Linked DNA regions of Mus musculus: regions 2, 3, 4 and 5 are each linked to region 1. A link is a loop called in an ENCODE intact Hi-C map of the cell type or tissue named here. Cell type or tissue: heart. All regions are shown on one strand. Each heading gives the region's core, and the rest is flanking DNA. Links, peaks and the distances in the headings are about the cores only.

What was found. Hi-C counts contacts between places; a loop is a spot of excess contacts. Peaks named below come from ENCODE experiments on the same cell type or tissue, not always from the same donor. Only the 100,000 strongest peaks of a DNase experiment are listed, where the experiment ranks them.
Region 2: a loop joins it to region 1, with 2.7 times the contacts of the local background. A loop is called at or near these places in 18 of 42 quality-filtered maps.
Region 3: it touches region 1 in a loop (2.8-fold over the local background); 3 of 42 quality-filtered maps call a loop at or near these places.
Region 4: a loop joins it to region 1, with 5 times the contacts of the local background. A loop is called at or near these places in 21 of 42 quality-filtered maps.
Region 5: a loop joins it to region 1, with 4 times the contacts of the local background. A loop is called at or near these places in 5 of 42 quality-filtered maps.

The regions. Positions count from the first base shown.
Region 1 is chr19:56,918,044-56,922,358 of GRCm38, reverse strand. It overlaps Afap1l2 (actin filament associated protein 1-like 2), which reads left to right. Exons shown (of 19, transcript NM_001177797.1): 11 at 1,771-1,982; 12 at 4,232-4,315. Among named protein-coding and RNA genes, the nearest start is that of Vwa2, 46 kb to the right of the region's middle. In heart, for the core only: a CTCF peak has its summit at 2,577 (motif pointing left); DNase peaks (open chromatin) are centred at 381, 1,918 and 2,528; H3K27me3 peaks cover 201 bases.
Region 2 is chr19:57,134,549-57,138,863 of GRCm38, reverse strand. Ablim1 (actin-binding LIM protein 1) reads left to right here. Exons shown (of 26, transcript NM_178688.4): 5 at 4,156-4,282. Among named protein-coding and RNA genes, the nearest start is that of Ablim1, 79 kb to the left of the region's middle. In heart, for the core only: CTCF peaks have their summits at 697 (motif pointing left) and 2,418 (motif pointing right); DNase peaks (open chromatin) are centred at 233, 2,423 and 3,953; H3K27ac peaks cover 654 bases.
Region 3 is chr19:57,356,368-57,360,682 of GRCm38, reverse strand. B230217O12Rik (RIKEN cDNA B230217O12 gene) reads left to right here. Exons shown (of 3, transcript NR_040316.1): 1 at 1-669. Among named protein-coding and RNA genes, the nearest start is that of B230217O12Rik, 2.4 kb to the left of the region's middle. In heart, for the core only: CTCF peaks have their summits at 513 (motif pointing right) and 2,078 (motif pointing left); DNase peaks (open chromatin) are centred at 1,311 and 2,152; H3K4me3 peaks cover 1,155 bases; H3K27ac peaks cover 1,520 bases.
Region 4 is chr19:57,006,238-57,010,552 of GRCm38, reverse strand. Afap1l2 (actin filament associated protein 1-like 2) reads left to right here and starts at 1,978. Exons shown (of 19, transcript NM_001177797.1): 1 at 1,978-2,402. The coding sequence starts at 2,387. In heart, for the core only: CTCF peaks have their summits at 1,902 and 3,004 (motif pointing right); DNase peaks (open chromatin) are centred at 1,902, 2,092 and 3,022; H3K4me3 peaks cover 1,477 bases; H3K27ac peaks cover 1,736 bases; H3K27me3 peaks cover 3,214 bases.
Region 5 is chr19:57,342,701-57,347,015 of GRCm38, reverse strand. All of the region lies in intron 1 of B230217O12Rik (RIKEN cDNA B230217O12 gene), which reads left to right. Among named protein-coding and RNA genes, the nearest start is that of B230217O12Rik, 16 kb to the left of the region's middle. In heart, for the core only: no CTCF peak of the experiment used is centred there; a DNase peak (open chromatin) is centred at 2,145.

The DNA.
Region 1 (4,315 bases), core at 225-4,224:
TACATGTGTTAGAGCTGGAGGAAAAACCTCTGAGACAGGGACAGGTGAGACCGGGTAGGGGGCGGTGGGAAGCCTGGGCAGCAGGTTCTGAGGGCAGGTGTAGGTGCGGGTAGATTCTCACTGGTCATCCCTCCTCTCACTCATACTTGAAGGAACTGAGGTCAGGAGGGAGACAGGCCAGGCCTAGAAAATATCCTGGTATGGAACCTCTTAATTCCAAGGTTGGACCTTGGGCTGCAATCCTCTCTGGGCCTGGAAGCCACCCCCACCTCCACCTTGCTCACCTCTGGGCCTTTTTCTCGACCCCACTCCCGGGCTCTCTCCTGAGCCCCTGGTTCTCCTGTTGCTTGAGGAAGGCAGGGTAGAAGACAAGGCTTTTCTTTGGAGCCTTCTGCTTCCCAGGCTAGGGTGTGGCCTACTTCTGCCTGTCACTGCCGCCTCAGGAAGCAGAGTGTACAGCCTGGGAGACTGGTCCTAGTGCACACTGGGATGTGACTGGATTGCTCATGGAACTGTTTTATCTTCATGCATAGCCTCCTTCCCGGAGGCTGTGACAGTGAGAACAGACACCCAGGGACTTAGCTCTCACTTCACCTGATCTAAACGTCTCTGGGGCTGTGATAGGCACAGGAGCATCTGTTTGGACTTTAGCTTCTGCTCTCTGGATCCTCAGCTTTGATGTCTTTTCAATGTGGTGTAGAAATGTATGTGAGCCCCACTGTCTATCAGGAGACCAGCTCTGTATGGGGCTGTCTAATCTGCTTCACTGCCTGCTTAGCTGTCGAGGACTCAGAGATGCTGCCAATCACTTAGAACTGAGCAGCTCTACTTCATAAGCCTGTGTATTTGAGAAGGTTAGGCTCAGAGAGGAGACAGCCCATTACGCATCTCCTCTAGGTGTGCAGGAAGCCTAGAGGCCAGGTTTTGCTCATCTTTGTTGCCTGGGGACAAGGCTCCATTGGTATATGGCAGCAGTTCAATAAACGTGGAGAAGCTGAACAATCCGTGAATGAGAAAGGATGTATCCTGGGTATACCCTGGTGCTATAGCTTCTGGGTGCTACAGGGGGGAAATGGGGTCCCCAGTCAAAAGGCTAAAAGCTCCAGTCCTAGGTCCTGGAAAGGCATGTGTCCAGCAGAGGAGGTTGGCACTGAAGCAGAGCTTTGCTGCAGTAGGCCCTACATGTTCTAACAGCAGGTAAACTGAGTCAGGGCTAGAGAAGACATAGACGCACCTGCTCAGGAGGAAAGAGGAGGGTTGGGTGTTGTGGGTAATGTCTGGACCACGTATCAGGGAAGTAAGAAAACTTGAGGCAGCAGGTTTGACTCTAGAGCCAGGAGATTTGACTTGAGACCAGACGTAGGGGGTTGCCTGCTGGAACCGAGAGGCCTGGAGGTGAGGTCTGGTAGAGGACCCGTATGCTGTACAAATACTCACCAGTCCCAGGCTAATAGAGGACAAAGCCCACTTTCCTCCAGCCATACTTTTGCCAAGAACTGGGATAGCTATACTGCCCTGCCCTGGAGTGCCAGGAAGAAAATAATATACTCTGAGATTGACAGATGTCATCTCTGCGATGACATATGACAGGTTCCGAAATGGGTGACACCCAAAGAGACCCAGTGGTAGTGCCACCCCTAGACCCTGTGGTCTTCTAGGTCCCCCTGTAGCCACATCCCTGCTGAAGAATGTCCCGTTAGAAGAGTTGTTCTCTGCGGATGCATGTCTCCTGTGACCTCCTCCTCCTCCTGTCTGCATGTCCTTCTGCAGGCTACCTGAATGTGCTGGTGAACAGTCAATGGAAGTCACGCTGGTGCTTCGTTAGAGACAGCCACCTGCACTTCTACCAGGACCGGAACCGGAGCAAGGTGGCCCAGCAGCCCCTCAGCCTGGTGGGCTGTGACGTGCTTCCAGATCCTAGCCCCGACCACCTGTATTCCTTCCGTATTCTCCACAACGGCGAGGAGCTAGCCAAGCTTGAGGTACACTGACTGTGGGGCAGGCAGGAAGGACGGACAGCCAAGGGCGGGCGGTCTCTTGGCTGTCAACTGAAGTACTGAGGACCACGATCCCACTAAGAGAGGACCAGTGGCTTTTATCTCCATTATCTACAGCTGTTTATGCTTTTAAAAAAAATGTCCATTCTTGTTCAGACCTCAGGATGGGTGGCTTTGTCACAGGGGTGGGACCACAGGCTTCTTTCTGTACAGGGCACTCCGGGAGTACTTTTAGCCCCCATGGTGCCAGAGCAGAGTCTGAAACTCAAAAGGCGTGCTATTTACTGTGTATGTTACCAGCCACAAGAACCCAGAGGCCCGGTTCACAGAAATGAGGGCTGCTGGAATTTATCTGAGATCAGGACTTGCTCTGCGATACAATTACATTTCGGCCTCTCCCTGCCTTTTGGTTTCATGCACTGTTAAAGTTACAAAAACAAGAGATGACATAATACAAGCTTGCTAGGAACCCCACAGGCGGGGCTGAGGTCCTACACACAAGCAAGCACTTGCCCATTAACTCCTGTCCACTTAGGACTTTAGCCACCGGCCTTCCAAGTCCGCTCCAATGCTGCCCCCTAGTGACTAAACCGTCCACACCAACAATGGCCTCACACAGACAGGTCCATCCACTCATTTCGCATTAGCCAACTCCTTGGATGAGGGAGAGAACTTGTGTCTGTCTTCACAGAACTTATTTTCTATTTTGGCAGTGTGATGACATCTGGTGACACAATTAGTTGTTTAGTTACAGTTTCAGGGAAGGACTAGGGCACGGTGAAGGTGACCTAGACCACCAGGAAGCTGCTGCACTTGCCCAGTGTAGGAGCGGTGGCCTGGAAGAGGTCTCTAAAAAGCAGTACTGAGAAATCCAATTGGAAATCAAAGGAGAAAGGAAATCTGTATTCTTTTTCCTGTGGCTGTGAATAAGTGCCTGACAGAAAACAACTCAGAGGAGAAACTGGCTTGGCCCTTGGCTTTAAGAAATACACACAGCCCATCATCCGACAGAGGAAGGCATGGTAACAGTTACAGCCCATCCTCCGACAGAGGATGATGGTAACACCTTGTATCTGCAGTCAGAAAACAGGTGCATACTGGCCTCAGCTTGGTGCTCTTTCTCATTCAGCGCAGGCCCGGGGTCTGTCAGGATGGTTCCAGGGGCTTTTCCTCTCTTCATATAAATCTATATGGAAACATCCTCATGAACATGCCCAGGGGCTGGGCAGTGGTGGTGTACACCTTTAATCCTGGCACTTGGGAGGTAGAGACAGGAGGATCTCTATTAGTTTGAGGCCAGCCTGGTCTACAGAGTAAGTTCCAGGACAGCCAGGGCTACACAGAGGAACTCTGTCTTGAAAAAACAAACAAACCAAACACCAAACCTGCCCAGAGGTGTGTCTCCTAGGTATTTCCAAATCCAGTCAATAAGAAACTGAGGACGAGTGCGGCACCAACAGAAAGTTGAGTTTGGTTTGTAGCTGTATCTCCAGAAGGATGGTAGGACTGAGCGGCCTGGGACCAGAGAGGTAGCTAGTTTTGCTCATAAAAATAAGCCTATGGCTTTTATACAATTCTATTTTCTTGTCACAAAGGCAAGACATAATATTGACATTTGAATAGAAACGTTCAGTGCCTACAGTTGATTGGGATGCACCCCTCCCCCCCAAAAGGAAACACCAGATTTGCTGGGACTCAGTAAATCAGGATTTCTTGCTCTTGTATCAGGTCTTTCAGATTCTTCAACTTTATTGGTGTCATAAAATAAAACCTGAACATGGAAGTGTCTCAGCACTCTCCCATGCATGGGTTAAGATGATAAAAGGGACAATTACTGTCTATGGAAGAGTCTACCTACAATGTATACAGTTATTCAGTAACCAACAGTTTTAGCACCTCCTGATCGATAGCTCTTGATAATCTTTTTTTTTTTTAAACCTTGAGAATGTAACTATTAGCTTCTAGAAACTCACGTCTACAGTCTCATGTGATGCTCCCCACCGATGTCTGGAGTGTCACTGAGGTGTCACTATGGTGACAAAAAGGAGGTGCCACTGCCAGAAAATGCTATTTAGGTTCGCTCGGGGACACAATGTGCTGGTAAAACTGAGGGTGCCCTGAACAGGTCTCATACTTGATGGCAGGGACCGGAGTGAGCTATCCTGGCCTAGAGGGAGGGATTGGCCAGGATAGCATGCCTTCCTTATTCGAGACTCTGCATGTCCTTCTCCTAGGCCAAGTCTTCAGAGGAGATGGGCCACTGGCTAGGCCTCCTGCTCTCAGAGTCGGGCTCCAAGACTGACCCGGAAGAGCTCACC
Region 2 (4,315 bases), core at 222-4,221, 220 kb before region 1:
GCTGTAGAGTGTACCAGAATACTCAAGCCAGCTGGTGTGGGGTGATAGTATCTTACCTAAGAGACTGAAGGCCTCTTGAGCTTCCCACTCATTCTTGCTCACTGGCTGGGCTCAGGCACCTGGGTCACCTGCTATGTTTTAGGGGAGGCACACTGGGCAGGGCATGCTGGGTCCCAGTGTTTTAGACATCACCTGTGAGAGAGTCCCCAGACTCAAAGAACTGAAGGCTACATGGCCGGCTACATGTCTGCACAGCCCCCGGCAGGGGATCAAAATGTTCCCTCCCCATCCCCCACCCCCAGGCTGTGTAGTAACTTCTTTCCCGGCTCTGTGACGCGTGGGCATCAGGGGCCAGGAGAGAGCAAGCTCGAGCTGAGATGAAGAAGCCCAGGGTTTAGTCTTAGCTCTGCTCCCTAACCAAGGAAGGAGAGAGGCCATTGGGTAGCTCACCTCTACCAGGTCTTGTGTTGTGCACAACCTTGGGATGCATCATAGCAGGTGGCATTATTGTCAGTAGCTCACACATGATGGGCTTCCTGCAGTGAACCACAGGCAACTCTGACAGCCTCCCTAAGTCCAGCCATCTCCATCTTTGAAATTTATTTTGCAACAACAACCAAAAAGAAAAACAAAACAAAACAAAACAAAACAAACAAAACAAAAATCCTTATTTGTCTTTCTTCAAACCATTGCTGCCACCTAGTGGTAATTATTAGAAACAATGGAAATTTTCAGTTCAACTTGAATTAAAGTTCCTTTTTTTTTTTTTTTTTTTTTTTTTTTTTTTTTTTTTTTTTTTTTTGAGGAAAGGACTTAAGAGGAAAAAAAAAATCAGAGTTTTCCAGGGTTTGGGGGAAGGAGGGCTGAGTAGGTAGAACTCAGTGTGTTCAACTCAGAGTGCTGAAGTTCTCCTGCTATTCAGCGTGATACTATAATCCCTGACGCCACTTTAAACCTTCCAAACACTAATCAGCTGTGGGTGTCAGCAAGGCTCCGGTGGTCGATATCAAGAGTGGCGGAGGCTGAGCATGTGGGAAGTGGGAAATCTCTGCACTCTCGATTTTCCTGTGAACTTAGAACTTAGAGTATATTCCTTTTTAAGATGGACCGCTATAGAGTGCGGTAGGTGTGGATGTACATATATGTGTGCACGTGTGTGAGTTTGTATATGTGTGTGTGTGTGTACACAGAGGTCAATGTTGGGTGTCTTCCTCTATAGCTCTCAAATACAGTTTTGAGACCAGATCTCTAGCAGAGCCAGGAGCTTACCAATTGGATGGACTGGCTGGCCAGCAAGTCCCTGGGATCTGTCTGTCTGTCTGTCTCTTTCCCTGTCCCCCTAGCCAGGGTTATAGATGGACACTTCCCACACTGGCCTTTTGTAAGGGTTGTTCTGACCCAATGCTAGCATGGCAGGCATGCTGATCAAGACATCTCCACAGCCCCGACTGCTTTTTAAAACTGCCCATTAGCCTTACCCTCCCTCCGTACTGTGGCCTTTCCATTTGAAGACTGTGATTTAAAGGGCGTGCTGTGGCTTTCCATAGAACATTGCCACACGTAAGATTTAAATATTTATGATGACATATCGGGCATTTGAGAAAACATCTATTATTAACTTTAGGACTGTCTTTTCTCACAGCTTAGAATGGCCCATACAAATTCTTATCCAGTGGCTAGCGAGATGGCTCAGGATTAGAACCACATAAGGATCTTGCAAAGGACTCAGGTTTGGTTCTCAGTACCTGTATGAGGAACTCCAGGTCCAGGGGATACCATGGGCCCCACATGTACCTGTACATACATGGTACACATAAACTCAGCTAGGTACTCACATGCACAGAAGTAAAACAAAAATCTCTAAATAAGGACATTCTCACCCTACTACTCAGAACTTATATTTTTAACTCTTTGGATACATATTTTTGATTTTTCACATTCTAGTGGTTTTAAAAAAAAATCAAACAACTGGATCATGTGAAGAGACAGATAAAGCCCTCCTCCACAGGGGGCCGGTTTCTTAAGGGTTTCTTCTGGGTTTCTCCAGAAACATTCTATTCTGGGAGGAGAACACCAGTGTTCTTTTTAAAGTACATTTAGTTAGAACGCACACACACACGGTGGGGGGGGGGGGTTGTTGCAAATGTATTTCTACAGTAAAATTTTGGGCATGAGTTGTTGGGTCTAAAGCCAAGTTAACAGCTGCTGACCAAGATGCCCAAGAACAAAAGAAACAGGCTATGTTAAGATGCTGAGGCAGAGAGGAGCCACAGCCATCTCTGGATGGATTTTCAGAGTGTGTTCAAGGTTGAGGTTTGTGCTGGGTCACTCCAGCGGGACAGGTTGGTGACTCAGGTCTGGTACGAGAAGAGAAGCTGGTCTAGAAGTGCCCTTTCCAAAGAGACAGTTACAAATGTGGCCAGAAGAGGGGGCTGTCCTGTCACTTTGTACGTGGGACACTGTGTCTGTCTTAGTCTAAACATGGCCGCTGAGTGGCCTTGCCTGGATGCTGCTCTTTTCTGTTAGCCTTGTTTGTTAGGGCGCAGTGGCCACTGCCGGCTGGTGGCGTTTGCTCTTGTTTCCTCAGACACAGGGATTTTGAATGGTTGTAGGGTTGATGTTAATTTCAGTGAACTCCCCGCTTTTATGTGTCTCTGCGTTAACACACATGTATTCTGCTTCCCTGACCCCATGGCGTGTGCTATAATCCACATGATCTCAGCACCTTTAGAAACAGCAAGTATTACTCAAGGGCTACTTTGACAGGCAAAATCGTGGTGCAGGACCAGGCCAGCTAACTCCGGCGTCCATAGTCTGCTACATTGTGATGGTCAGCATTGATTGACAGCTTGACAGGATCTAGAACCCACAGGAAGACACAACTCTGGGCATGACTATGAGGGACTCTCTAGATTGGGTTGACAAAGGTGTGAAGACCCTCCCTAGTTCGTCGCCTGGGTCCCTAAGTAACATAAGAAGTCAGTGAGCTGAGCCTCCATCTCTCTCTGCCCCCTGACTGCCATGCAGTGTGACCAGTTACCACACCCTCAGGTGTGGGGAGCGGGTGTGGCGGCAGTCCCAAAGGCGCCAGGGACTGCAGCTAAGTCATATGACTTGCACCTGACTTCCTCATATAAGACACAAACATCTTGAGTGCTGCGCAGGTGTACCAGGATTCAGGTGAATCCAATTTGGTGGAGATTTGCCCCTGCTGCACTGATTAGCTGAAGCTGCGTGCCTGGCGAGGGGGCGTGGCCTGCTGTGCGTGGATGGGAACTGAGAGTATATAAGAGTGAGAGGCCCGGGTTAGAGGGAGGATTATTATTCGAGAGAGGATTACTATTAGTGGGGGAGATATAAAAACAAGGGAGATATAAAAACAAGGGAGATATAAACAGGGGAGATATAAACAAGGGAGATATATAAACAAGGGAGATATAAACAGGGGAGATATATGGAGAAAGAAGAAACAGGACTGAATAAACGTGTGCAGAAGGATCCTGTAGCAGCGTCGTTCTTCCTGGCCTGTTGAGCGCGCGCAAGACTCAGGATTAAGCCTTGCTCTTGTGAGCTGCCATTTCCTGGGCTTCTTGTCACAGCACCGAGAGAAGTAACTAACACTCGTGCCTTCCAGGAATCTGTCAAGGACAGATGAAAGCTAAGGAATTAAGTCATTTAACCAATAGTGGAAAGGCTGGCTTGGGTAGATAAGGAAGTAGAATTTCATTACAGATTTGAGAATGACGGACAGTGCTCCTAAAACCACCCACAGAGATGAGGGGGGAGGGGCTCCCAGTACGTGTGCTTATCGGCTTCACATGTGTCCTCAATTAAATAAAAGCCTGCGAGTGCTTGCTTAACGTCCTAGCCAAGATGCCATAATTAAATAGTCTCTAGGCCAACTGGACCCCAAAGGGTGCCTAACTCCTGAGGAGCCAGCTAGGAGATGAAGGACATTCATCATCTGCTGAGATCCACTGAGGTCTGAGCAGCTGCCTGGCCACGTGAGGACAGGTCCTGAGGGATTTAGTGGAGAAGATCTTATATAGGGAAATGAGACCTTAGTCAAGAGCCGCACCGTGGGTCCCGGGGACCGCTCCTCCTCAGGTTTTTCCAGGGAAATGGCAGTAACCGTGGGCTGCTGCTCTCTTCCAGACTGCGCCGGCTGTGGAAGGGACATTAAGAACGGACAGGCGCTGCTAGCTCTGGACAAGCAGTGGCATTTGGGCTGCTTCAAGTGCAAGTCCTGTGGGAAGGTCCTCACCGGCGAGTACATCAGCAAGTAAGTCTGGGTCAGAAGGGCTGGGGTACCGGC
Region 3 (4,315 bases), core at 211-4,210, 440 kb before region 1:
AATACCAGCATCCCGAACGCAAAAAACGGACAGCGGGTCCACGTGCTAGGGATTCGACCGCATCCAATGCAGGTGGGAAGATCCCGCTAGACTAAAATAGCTTATCCTTATCAAAACCCGGAAATGCCAAATGGACACGTGGGATGAGGGTTCGGTTAAATAACGCAGGATGGTGGCCTACAAGGTTTCAGTGTGTTTCTGGAAAAGGAAATAATATTCAGGATGCCTAACACCGATGAGTGAAGCCTCAAGTTAATGAGCCCTGGGCTGGAGGCTTCCTAAAACACTATGCAAATGTGTATTAAACAAGGCGTAGAGGAAACACTGACCATTTTAAGATGGTTGATGCAACTTCTGAAAATCTGAAGAACTTTGTTTCAAGCTGGTATTAGCATTTCACGAAAAGGATCGGGGAGTTCTGCATTAGGGTGAAGTAGATTTCTCATTAACATGGATGAAAAATACCTATTGATAGTATAATTCGTTGAGCAGAGGGCAGAAGAGGGCGCCGCAACTCTGAGCAGGGTTGAGAAGCCTGTTTGGATCCAGCTCTGCCATTCTGGGCCGTGAGGTTACCAATGTAGCAGTGAAGAAAGCCGGGGATCACAGGCTCTCCTCCTTGTTATAACATTAGTAACAACACAAGAGGAGAGGAAACCAAGAGAGAAGGTAAGGGGAGACTCGAGTCTTTCTCATGCTTTGGTTGTTTGCTTCTGCTATGCTCAAAAGCAGGTAAGCATAGCCTTGCTTTCTGTAAACTAAAACGCTGGCAACATCCTCTGTTATTTGTTGGACATTGAGCTGTGTTCCTTGCCACGTTCAAGGTCCTTGTTCCTGCTCCATCCTAGAGCACACAATGTTTGTTGTTATTATTCATACTACTTATGAGGTTTGGTCAGTTTATCAACCATAATAATTTTCCTGGCTAATTACATGGCAGTTTGTATTTTCACAATGTCCTGCAGCCACAACTTGTGTAGGGAGTGATGTTTAGGCGGGCTACAAGTTGTGTGTGATGGATATTTAACTTTGCATACTTATTATAAGCACAATAAAATATATGTTTGGCTATGGGTTAATATCAATACTCAATGATTTATCTGCCTGGTCCCTAATTTCTAAGACGCACAAGTTAGCTAGAACTGTAACTGAGCCAGTAGGTAGATTTCCTACTCCCGTTCCGAATGCTGGGAGAGGCACTAATGTAAAGCCAGTAGGTAGATTTCCTACTCCCGTTCCGAATGCTGGAGGAGGCACTAATGTATAGCCAGTAGATAGATTTCCTACTCCCGTTCCGAATGCTGGAGGAGGCACTAATGTATAGCCTGCCTAGTGCTTGGATGCAGTTGTTGATGCAGTTGGACTCACCTCAACCACTGCTTTGAGGAAACCCAAGAGGAGGCTCCCTTTACCCTTGAAAACACCCTAGGTGCCTGAAGTACCTCAATTGGAACCTCCTGTATTTATTCTATTAAGCCCATAATAAATTTAGTTCTTTATAAAAACGGGACTGGAGTATTGTTTTGTGGCTAAGAACGTTTGCCGCTCTTCCAAGGTACCAAGTTCAGTTCCCGGCACCTGTGCCCGGTGGCTCACAACCTCCTGCAACTCCAGTTGGTTCCAGAGGGACCAACACCCTCGTCTGACTTTTGTGGGCATGTGCACACGTGTGAACTTGGAAGAAGCGTACACACATCCAAACACAGGGAGACTGGAGAACTGACACCCAAGTGGGCAGGAGCCAAGAAAAACGGGAACGGCTAGATGATACATATTTTCAGCGTTTGACGGTTTCTGGTGCAGTAGAAGGATGTGGGGGGAAAAAAATGTAGCACCGTTCCCCTCACAAGGCCTGATGAACTGAGAGTAAACGAATTCTGCCTCTATAAACCCCAAGAACACATTGGTCAGGAGAAGAGATGGCAGCAGAGCTAGAAGGGCAGCTGAGGGGTTAATGTGATGCACCAGTGAAGAAAGGCAGGGATGAAAAAAAGGTATCAATTCCAAGAACTTGTCCCGAGTTAGAGACCGAAAGCGTGGTTTGAAACGTTCCTTGTGGACTGCTGTTTGAGCACTTGGTTCCACCTGGTGGCGCTGTTCGGGGACGTTGTAGAACCTTTAGGAGCTGGAGGCTTGCTGGAGAAGAGCATGCTGGGAGCCTGGCTTGGAGGGCTATTGTTTGGCCCCACTTCCGGTTCCCCTTGGATCACTCAGCTTCCTGACTGCTAGGCTGGCCCCAGCCCCTGCTGCTATGCCTTCCCGCCTCGGTGGACTGTGTAGTCTCTGGAATCATAAGCAAAAGTAAACAAACCCCTTTTCCCCAAGTTAAGTTGCTTCCAGCTGTGGTTTTGTCGCGTTGACTGAAGGCAACCAGAAGAACGGGTACCTGAGCAAATGGCACAGCCAGGTTCCAGGGCAGGTGAAGTCTGTTCGGGATCTGGGGGGTCCTCCCTGCTCGGGGGGGGGGGGGGCTCACTGCGCTTCTGCAGACCTGGCATAAGATCTACTTAACTCAGGAGAGGCTAGAAATACCATATTAGGAGCATGGAGAGAAAAGAATGAAGTCCAAAGAGACTGTGAGACAGACACAGCCCTCACCCTCCTTGTCTCCTAGAGCAGGCATATCAGCCTGACCCTGCCAGATGGAAGTAGGAGAGGATAGGTTTCCTGTGGAGAATCTGAAAAGACCTGAAGAGATCCTGACAGGGAACCAATTGCAGAGCTCCTGAGCTCTTGCGACACATGCACAGGGTGCTCCCTCAGCCTCTGATCCTAAATGGATCAGATACCACGGGGCCATCAGAAATGTGAGGAATGGTTTCATCAGAAGAGATGAAGTTGTTTTTCGAACGGATGGAGACTGAGACCCAAGGAAAAGCACTGTCACTGCTGTTCTCCAAGGATAAAAGATGATACTTCATCAATAGCGAGAGTGAGCTGCTATTTCTAAAACAGCATCAGAGAGCAAAGAAGCAAGAGTAAGACACAAAGTTGAAAATTAGTATAAGATGGAAACATTTTCCACTCTGTTTGCTAAAGACCAGAGAAAAGCCAGGTGTGGTGGTATACATCTATGATCCCGAAGCTCTCGAGTCAGGAGTTCAAAGCCAGCTGGGGCTGCATCCAGCATTCCAGACCAGTCTGGGCTACCCAAGGCCCCATCTGTCCTAGATAGGCTTTCTGTTGCAGTGATAAAACACTTGCTGAAACCAGCTTGGGGAGGGAGTGGTTTGTTGTAGCTTGTAACTCTCAGAGAAGATGGCCAGCAGGGGGTGGGGGGATTATGTTGATGAATGGAATATGTATGTGTTTGAGCAGATTTTCTAGAGAACAGGGACGTTTGGTAATGGTGGTTGTGGCGGTTGCAGGGAGAAGATTGTTAACACCAAGAGTGAACATGCAGTGTAGGAGCCGGCAGTCGACCTATGTGGTGCAAACATGGCATTTTCAAAGCCTTTACACGTGTACCGTGTGTGCTAGTTCATTTACGGCAACCAACAGCATTATCATATTGGAAAGGTGAAAGGATCCTTAGGTGGTGAGATGGTGTGTGTGTGTGTGTGTGAGGGGGGCTCTAATTCTTCATCATCTCAGGGGGGACACAGCAATTGCTGAAGAGATGGGTTGTGGGTGCTGAAGATCACATTATTGCTCTTGCGGAGAACCCAGGTTTGGTTCTCAACAGCCACGCGGTCGTTTACAATAAAACCTGTAGCTCCCAGCACAGGATAACTGATGCCTTCTGGACTCTGCTAGCACCTGCAGAGATGTGTGCATATGCATGCACACACACATACACACACACACACACACACACATACACACATATACACACACACACATACATATACACACACACATACACACATACACACACATACATATACACACACATACACACACACATATACACACACACATACACACACACACACATACATACACACACACACATGCACAACGTAATAAAATAAGGGCTGGAGGAAAGTCCCGGAAGAGTACTGGTTGCTCTGCCAGAGGACCCAGGTTTACCCTCAGCACCCACACAGTGGCTCACAACTGTAACTCTCTTTCCAGAAGATCTGGCCTCCTCGGGCACCAGGCCAGCACATGGTACAAAGGCACACGTGTAGGTAAAACATTTGTACACCTAAAAGTAAATAAATTGCTTAAAAGCCTATTCTTCAAGAAAGGAAGTAAATACTGAAAGCATCCTCTCCCGGTGTTGAAAGATGGTGCCGCCGTGAAACAGGAAACAGGGAGTTTGAAGGAAGGACCTTGCCTCTCACAGCAAGCCTTGTAAAAGCTCTGGGCT
Region 4 (4,315 bases), core at 72-4,071, 88 kb before region 1:
AAGTTGCCAAGGGCAGAGAGGTTCAACAACACCCAGGAGACCACAGGGAGGGCTGGCTGCCTGGAGTTCCTCTTGGTAGTTCTGCCATTTCAGTTTTGTTCTGGAAAAGGGTTGTGAATTGCAGGTTTAGATCGACTTGAACTGCATTTTTAATATTTTGTATGTCTGGAGAGGATTCAGGGAAGCTATAACCAGTTTGGAGACAAGGAAGGGTTAATGAACTTGGCAAGACACGGACGAGAGCCTTGCTGGCCTAGAAGGGGGTGCCATGCTTTCTTGAAGGGCAGAAACAGGTGTCAGAGGATTTGGGGGAACAGCACTGCCCAGTTAATGTCACAGGAAAGCCTGAGGTAAAGGCTGTGAGGGAAGTAGGATTTGGAGTCAGGAAACCTGGGCTCTGCCTGGTTTGTGTCCTGACTCTGTAAAATTACACAAGTCTCACTTCTTTGTGTGCTCGTTTGTAGAGTGGAGACCCTTTAACCCTAGGGGTGTCAGCCAGGGCCAAGCTTTCTTCAGCCTTCAGTGTGAAGGTTAGCTCGGAAGCCCTGCTGAGTGGGGCCTGACCTGCTCACTCAGCTTCAGCAGGCAGGGCAGGAGTCTGGCCAAAAGTGACCAGTGACCACAGACTTGAGGCTTCTTTTCCAATACTGAGCATTTCAAAGAAAACCCAGGGCTCCACTGAGAGTAGTCTGGAACCACCACAGAACGGAGGGTGTGTGCCCTGCTGGGCCATTTGCAAGAGGAAGAAAGGGGTAGGAATGAGAACACTAAGGCAGAAACACAGCTGCTCGACTGTTTGAGGGCTACTGTACAGGAGGCCAGCGGAATACCTCTTCCTACCCTGATTCTCTTGGGAGATGCCCATTCTTGCTGCCAACTGTGTGTGTGTGTGTGTGTGTGTGTGTGTGTGTGTGTGTGTGTGTGTACTTGCATGTGTGTTCATGTGCATGTGGCATGTGGAGGTCTCTGACCTACACACATAAGACTTGGAAGTAGGCATCCCTAGGGCTCCTCCCATGTGACTTTGTCCACCCCCTTCCCCCTAAACTTGTTTATACTACAGGAGACAGACAGCGACCTGCTACCTCAGGGTGAATGGGCAAACTGAAAGGCTGGGGTTTTGCAGCCCTGAGCGAGGCTCCTGGCTGGCTAGGAGGGCTCTGTTCACGTGAGCTGCTGCTCTAACTAGGAAAAGTGTTTGTGCAGATCGCTGGGCGGAAGATCTGCAGAGATCAAAGCTGACTCTGCTGCTCCAAGGAAGCATGAAGGGGGCTCTCGGAAAACAACAAACCTTCCCTAAGTGTATATTCCGGGCCTTTGTCGAGAGTCCAAGCATGGTTTAAAAAGTGAAATCCGAAAGTTTAAAAGAAAACGTAGCCGGGCGTGGCGGCGCACGCCTTTAATCGCAGCACTTGGGAGGCAGAGGCAGGCGGATTTCTGAGTTCGAGGCCAGCCTGGTCTACAAAGTGAGTTCCAGGACAACCAGGGCTATACAGAGAAACCCTGTCTCGAAAAACCAAAAACAAACAAACAAAACAAACAAAAACCCCATAATCTTTGGAGAGGATTTAGGAATTTGGAAGGATTGGAGGGAATCAAAAGAAAAGGATTAAATGTGTTCCGAGGTGAAAATAACCTCGGACAGGTGCCATCTTTTCTTGAAGACCAGGCTTGCTGAGGAGGCTCCAGACACTGTAATCCTCCTCAGGAAAGCCTAGGCTAAGACGCCCATAAAATCTGGGCTCAGGCAGCAGGCTACAAGGAGGTCATTTCCTGTGCTCTAAAGTGTGCACGATGTACAGGTGCCAGGCAAGGTGGACTGAAAGCCGGCCCCCAGCGGCTTCTAAATTCAAGGAGCTAATCCAGGAGGGCCCAGGATGTGGGCGCACTGGCTTGATGGATCAAGCAGGAGGCGCTCTAGGTCCGTCTCCACCTCCCCGCTGGCCCTCAGTCTCCTCCTCCCGGCATTGGGTTCGCAGTCTCAACACTGGAGAAAACAGATCTTGGTGGAGACCTACGGGAGCTCGCTGTTCCCGGAGTCTTCCCCGGGCTTTGAGGACGTCCCAGGCTCTTTCTTTCGCGCCGCCGCCCTCGGGCCAACTTGGAGGAAGTGATCTGCGTTCGGGACGGGGAGCCCAGTGCGGGGTGCGTGAGGACCAGAGCGCTGATTGTCCTGACCGGCTGTGGAGATCCCTGGCGGGGTCCAGGGCGGCTCGGGTGGAGTCAGGATCGGAGGGCTAGGGGCGCGGCGGCCACTCCGGGAGGTCGGGCGGCGAGCGTGACTTCACTGGGAGGGGCCAGCGCTCAGCGGGGGCGCGGAGCCCAGCGCGGAGTCCAGCGCGGAGAACTCAGCGCGGAGCCGATAGCAGCGCACACCGTGCCCGGGATGGAGCGCTACAAAGGTGAGGGCGCAGGGCGCACCTACTTGCTCCGGGTATCCCGGACTCAGGTGTCCAGAACGGACAGTCTACGCCCAAGGGACCGCAGCCCTAGAGAGGGCGACCGAGGAGTCACGAACAGGGCGGTGGGCTTCTGGGCGTAGAATGCCGTCCGTGCTATTTGATACTCCTGGGCCCCTGGGGCAGAGGTCTCTGCTTGGAGGTCAAAGTGAGGCTTCTCACCTGTTGGAGAACCGAGGGTGTGTCCTGAGCCATCCCGTCACCCCCAGTTTCAGTTTGCCTTGGGGAAAAGATGTCTACAGTCGAGGGGGGCCCTAGTAAGGTCTCAACAGTAAGGGGCTGCTGGGGGCAAAGGGGCGAGTTGTAGGGCTCTTTCTATGGATGCTGCCTTGTTGAGGGGCTTCTTGCAGATTCCCGGAAAAGTCTTGTCCGGTAGCAGAAAAAACTCCTAATGTGGTGGGGTGGCGTGCTATTCTGTTCTTGACAAGGTCCGTCTCTCTACCACTTTGTAACCTGCCTCGCCATGCCCTTTGCGGATCCTGCACCCCAAAGCTGCGTGGGGGGGGTGTGAGTTAGGAGCCCAGTGGACTGCCCAGCAGGTGGAGCGCCCGTAGGCGTCCTGGCAGCTGAGCGAGCTTGGATTTGGCTCTGGCCAGGGATCTTGGCCAAACCATGGTGGGAGGGCCGGTCCGGATATGCCCGAAGGGTTTTGGAGCCCCAGGGCTGGAATCCAGAAACCTCAGATAGTAGGTCCTTTGAAAAGGGGGTTCAAGGTGCTGCCCCTGAGGCAGATGCGTCGGTGCGCCCCTACATGCCTCCCTCTGGGAAAAGGGTCTTGTACTCGCTCTTTTTAGGGGTTGTCTAAGTTAAGCCTGCAAGGGGAAATTCTGCCTCTGCACTTATTTTCCCATGGGAGGGTAATAAGGCAAACGCTCAGGTTGCCAAGGAATCTCGATCTCCCTCTATGGTTTCTTATTTATGGAACTCACATAAGGGAACTGTGCGGGCAGGCTTTAGTTTCCTAACGTAGTCTTTTTAGTGACTCACCTGTGAATGCAGGGTCAGGGCTCTGGAGTCAGCGGGGTAGGGGAGGAGCGCCAGGAGAAATCACTTAGCCTCTCTCCCCCGTCTATCCGGGAGGTCTTGTCTTAGTTCTGATGGAATCTGGTCAGTTTGTGAGGGAAAGGCTGAAGTTGCCCTCATGCAGTCTCGAATATTGGCGGCCACAGCCCCTCTCTTGGTAGAAGAGAGGCGGCTCTTGCTGCTCCCCACTTAGGGAGGGAACCTGGGGGCGAGGAGGGGGAGCCGATTGGGGCCTTGGGCGTCTCCTCACTGGAAATCCCGACTTCCAAGGTCGCTTCAGCTCCTTGGATTGTGACATTGAAGCAGATGTTGGCCCCAAATAGAAGATCCAAATTGCAAGCTTCTTTGCCCAAGCAGCAAACTGGTTCAAGTTAGAGACCAGGCAACAAGTGGGCAGCTGTGCATCTAGGATTTGTGAGCAGGTTTTTTTGGTGTAGTTTTTGAATTAGTTCTTTACTGGGTAAAATCTGCTTAGTTTATCTTTCTCTCCTGGGAGCTGAAAATCTCATTCTCTACTGGGATGAGTTAGGGACTTCCAGCTAACTGAAGGGAACTTGGTTTCAGGTCAGAGCGTTTGTGTTTTGGAAATAGATCTATGTCTTAGAGATCAATGTCTTAGAGATCAATGAGTGTGCTGACTTGAGAATTGCCTGGACTGTAAAAGAGAATACATGGGATGTTCTTCAGCTCCACTCTGGGGAAACAGGACTTCAAATCTCACTGATGTCATGCTGCTCATATCTGCTAATTTTTCTGGGAAGAGTGTGGGGACCCCCCCCCCCCCCCCGGCGAGTTTCAGTCTCAGTTCTCAGGAAAGGCAGATCAGTCATGTC
Region 5 (4,315 bases), core at 125-4,124, 420 kb before region 1:
TAGAAAGGGAGTGATGTCATGTGCTCTAGAAAGAGGGTGATGTCACTTGCTTTAGAAAGAGAGTGATGTCATGTGCCCTAGAAAGAGAGAGTGATATCATGTGCTCAAGAATGAGAGAGTGCTGTCATGTTTTCTAGAAAGAGAGAATGATGTCACGTGCTCTAGAAAGAGAATGATATCATGTGCCCTAGAAAGAGAGAGTGATGGCATGTGCTCTAGAAAGAAAGAGTGATGTCACGTGCTCTAGAAAGGGAGAATGCTGTCACGTGCTATAAAAAGAGAGTGATATCATGGGCTCTAGAAAGAGATAGTGATGTTATGTGCTCTAGAAAGAGAAAGTGATGTCATGTGCTCTAGAAAGAGTGAAGTCATGTGTCTAGTAAGAGAATGATGTCATGTGCTCTAGAAAGGGAGAGTGATGTCATATGCTCTAGAAAGAAAGAGTGATGTCATGTGTCCTAGAAAGAGAGAGTGATGTAATGTGCTCTAGGTGGAGAGTGATGACATGTTCTCTAGAAATCAAGTAAGGCCATGGGCTCTAGAAAGAGAGAGTGATGTCATGTGCTCTAGAAAAATATTGTGATGTCATGTGTGCTAGATAGAGTGATGTCATGGGCGCTAGATAGAGAGAGTGATGTCATGAGCTCTAGAGAGAAAGTAATGTTATGTGCCCTAGAACTCGAGTGATGTCCTGTGCTCTAGAAAGAGAGTGATGCCATATGCTGTAGAAAGAGAGAATTATGTCATGTGCTCTAGATAGCGAGTGATGTCATGTGCTCTAGAAAGAGATAGTGATGTCATGTGCTCTAGAAGGAGAGAGTAATATGATATGCTCTAGAAAGAGGGTGATGTCATGTGCCCTGGAAAGAGTGAGTGATATCGTGTGCTCTAGGATGAGATAGTGATGTCATGTGCTCTAGAAAGGGAGTGATGTAATGTGCTCTAGAAAGATGTAGGAAGCCGCCCTCACATTCGCCGTTGCAAGATGGCGCTGACATCCTGTGTTCTAAGTGGTAAACAAATAATCTGCGCATGTGCCAAGGGTAGTTTTCCACCCCATGTGCTCTGCCTTCCCCGTGACGACAACTCGGCCGATGGGCTGCAGCCAATCAGGGAGTAATACGTCCTAGGTGGAGAATAATTCTCCTTAAAAAGGGACGGGGTTTCGCCATTCTCCCCTTTGCTCTCTTGCTTTTGCTTTTGCACTCTTGCTTTTGCTCTTGCGCTCTTGCGCTCTGGCTCCTAAAGATGTAAGCAATAGAGCTCTTGCTCTGGCTCTTGCTTCTTGCTCCTAAAGATGTAAGCAATGGAGCTCTTGCTCTCTTGCACTCTTGCTCCTGAAGATGTAAGCAATAAAGCTTTTGCCGCAGAAGATTCAGGTTTGCTGCGTTCTTCCTGGCCGGTCGCGAGAATGCGTGTAAGAGAAAGAGAGTGATGTCATGTGCCCTAGAAAGAGAGAGTGATGTCATATGCTCTAGAGAGAAAATGATGTCATGTGCTCTAGAAAGAGAGTGATGTCATGTGCTCTAGAAAGAGAGAGTGATGTCATATGCTCTAGAAAGAGAGAGTGATGTTTGTGCTCTAGATCATCTGACCATAAAGCAACAGCTAGTTTATAAGTGGTGTCCTATTCTATTTTTCAGCCGTGCCAGTAAGCAAACAGAGAGTCTTGTGCTAGCTCAGTAAGAAACCAGTCACTGAGCTGTATTCCCAAACTGAACACTGATATAAATTAATACTAGTAATTACTCTGTATTTGACTTGTTGATGACAGATAAACTCAATGCTGAGGAGAACATATCCAACTAGACATTCAGGCTAACAGGGGAAGGACAGAACCAGACAGAGATGATAGCTACGTAATTTTGAGCAAGAATTGACACCACAGTCTGGTTCGCTTTCCAACAGCCATTTTGTCATGTGAATTTTACCTCAACAAGAAGTAAAGTAGGTGACCATGTGACCATGCCATACTGTTGTGGGACTTTCTTCAGTGGCCTTCAGTACTGTACCTGCTTGTCTGTAACAGAAAGCACAAGCCTGCCACTTGAAATCTGTCCATGAGAGTGAGGGTTTTTTTTAAGCCACTGTTCAGGCAGTGACCTGCCAAAGCAATGGCCTCTGAAAATCTAATCTGAGGGTGGAGGACTGGGGAGCTGGCTCAGTCCTCAAAGGCTGGCAGTGTAAGAGTGAGGCCTGGGCTGGACCTGCATCAAAAGCTGGGCACAATGACGTCACACACAATCCCAGTGCTGCAGAGGGAGACAGGTGGGAATAACTGGATCACTGAAGTTCACTGTAGCTAGACTAACTGCAGCAGGTTCCCAGGCAATGTGAGAGGCCTGCCTGCCTCAAAAGCAGTGGCTGAGAATGACTTAAGTTCCTCAAGGATGACCTCTGACCTACACACACGCACACACACACAGAAGCTCACATATACATGAGTATATTCACATACGTGATCACATGCACACACACATCCACACTCACATGTACACATTCATGCACTCACATATATATACACACACAGAAACACACACACACATGAGCACATGCACACACACACATGCATGCATGCAAACACACAAAATCTGATTTGAAGTGCAAATAAAGTAAAGACTGGAGGGACGTGACAAAAAAATCGGTGGGACGGTGTTCTAGACATCCCGACAAGGTGACCCATCTCTTGGGATGACTTGATCGGAGAATTGGAAGAACAGAGGGTTCTTATGATAGCACAAGAGACTGAGTTTCCTCTAATAAAGTTAAGTAATTTTGGTGGTGAGCAATTCAGGGGCTGAGGTGGAGCAAATAGGCAGAGACAGAGAAGTCAGGAACAGAAAGCTTTGGGGCAGGAAGGACCGACCACAAGGACTCTGAAGCACTTGGCAGGATAGACGTGGACTGAGGGCAGCTGTAGGCCAGGTGGATGTCAGGGAGCTAGCGGAAGGATGTGGCCAGGAAGTGTATAAATGGCAGTGTTTAGGGGGCTGTGGTTGGTACAGTCAAAGGGCTCAAAGGCAAAAGTCATAGGGATCTTTACAGGAGAGCAGGAAGGTGAGTCTAGTGGTGGCATGGCGGGGGGGAGGGTGAGAGGGCACCAACCAGAAAGGTCACGTGACTCAGACTTCACTCTGCAGCAGAGAAAACTGAGGAAGAAAGGACATTAGCTAACCCCTGAGATGTCCTCAATGCTCCCTGCCTGCAGATGCTCACAATCTTCCCACAGGGTACCAGGATCTGCTTGTGGAAGGTAGAACACAACAGAACCGATGCTATATTGCATGTAAGACTGGACTATGCTGTTGCAGGCTCTATCTGGTTGTTCTGTTATCAGTTTTGGGAGAAGACAGCTGCCACAGCTTAAGGCAGTCTAAGGACAGGCCCCTAGGGTAAGGAACTGAAGTTCTTGATGGGTTTGTGAGGGACCTTAGCAGTAGTCTCCAGCCCAAACCAGCCTTCAGATGACAGAATGCTATCTCATGGCTCCTTTGGCATCTCTTGAGACTCCCTGAGGAGACCAACTTAGATGCAGCTGAGCCAACCTACAGAAATCGGGAGATTATACACACTGCTTGTCCTAATCTGTTACATTTGGAGCAACTTGTTACGCAGCAATGGATAAATAAGAGTTGTCGTCATTTATGCAAAACCACAAGGCTGATTAGCAGTCAGTTTGAAGTGGGTTCCTAACTCTCAATGTTCTGTTAAAACACACCTTGTCCCAGTGTATATCCAAAGGGCCTCTCTTTCCAGTGATGGCCATCTTTTGATACATATGCAGCTAGAGACAAGAGCTCCGGGGTACTGGTTAGTTCATATTGTTGTTCCACCTATAGAATTGCAGATCCCTTTAGCTCCTTGGGTACTTTCTCTAGCTCCTCCATTGGGGGCCGTGTGATCCATCCAATAGCTGACTGTGAGCATCCACTTCTGTGTTTGCTAGGCCCCAGCATAGTCTCACAAGACAGCTACATCTGGGTCCTTTCAGCAAAATCTTGCTAGTGTATGCAATGGTGTCAGCGTTTGGAAGCTGATTATGGGATGGATCCCTGGATATGGCAATCACTAGATGGTCTATCCTTTCATCACAGCTCCAAATTTTGTCTCTGTAACTCCTTCCATGGGTGTTTTGTTCCCAATTCTAAGAAGGGGCAAAGTGTCCACACTTTGGTCTTCGTTCTTCTTGAGTTTCATGCGTTTAGCAGGTTCTGCTTTTTTCATAGGCAAAGAAAAGAAATTGCTGTTCCATGCTTCCTCCAGGAATACAGAGGGCGACCTGGAAGTATAAGTCTTTTCTGTGCCCCCACCAGAG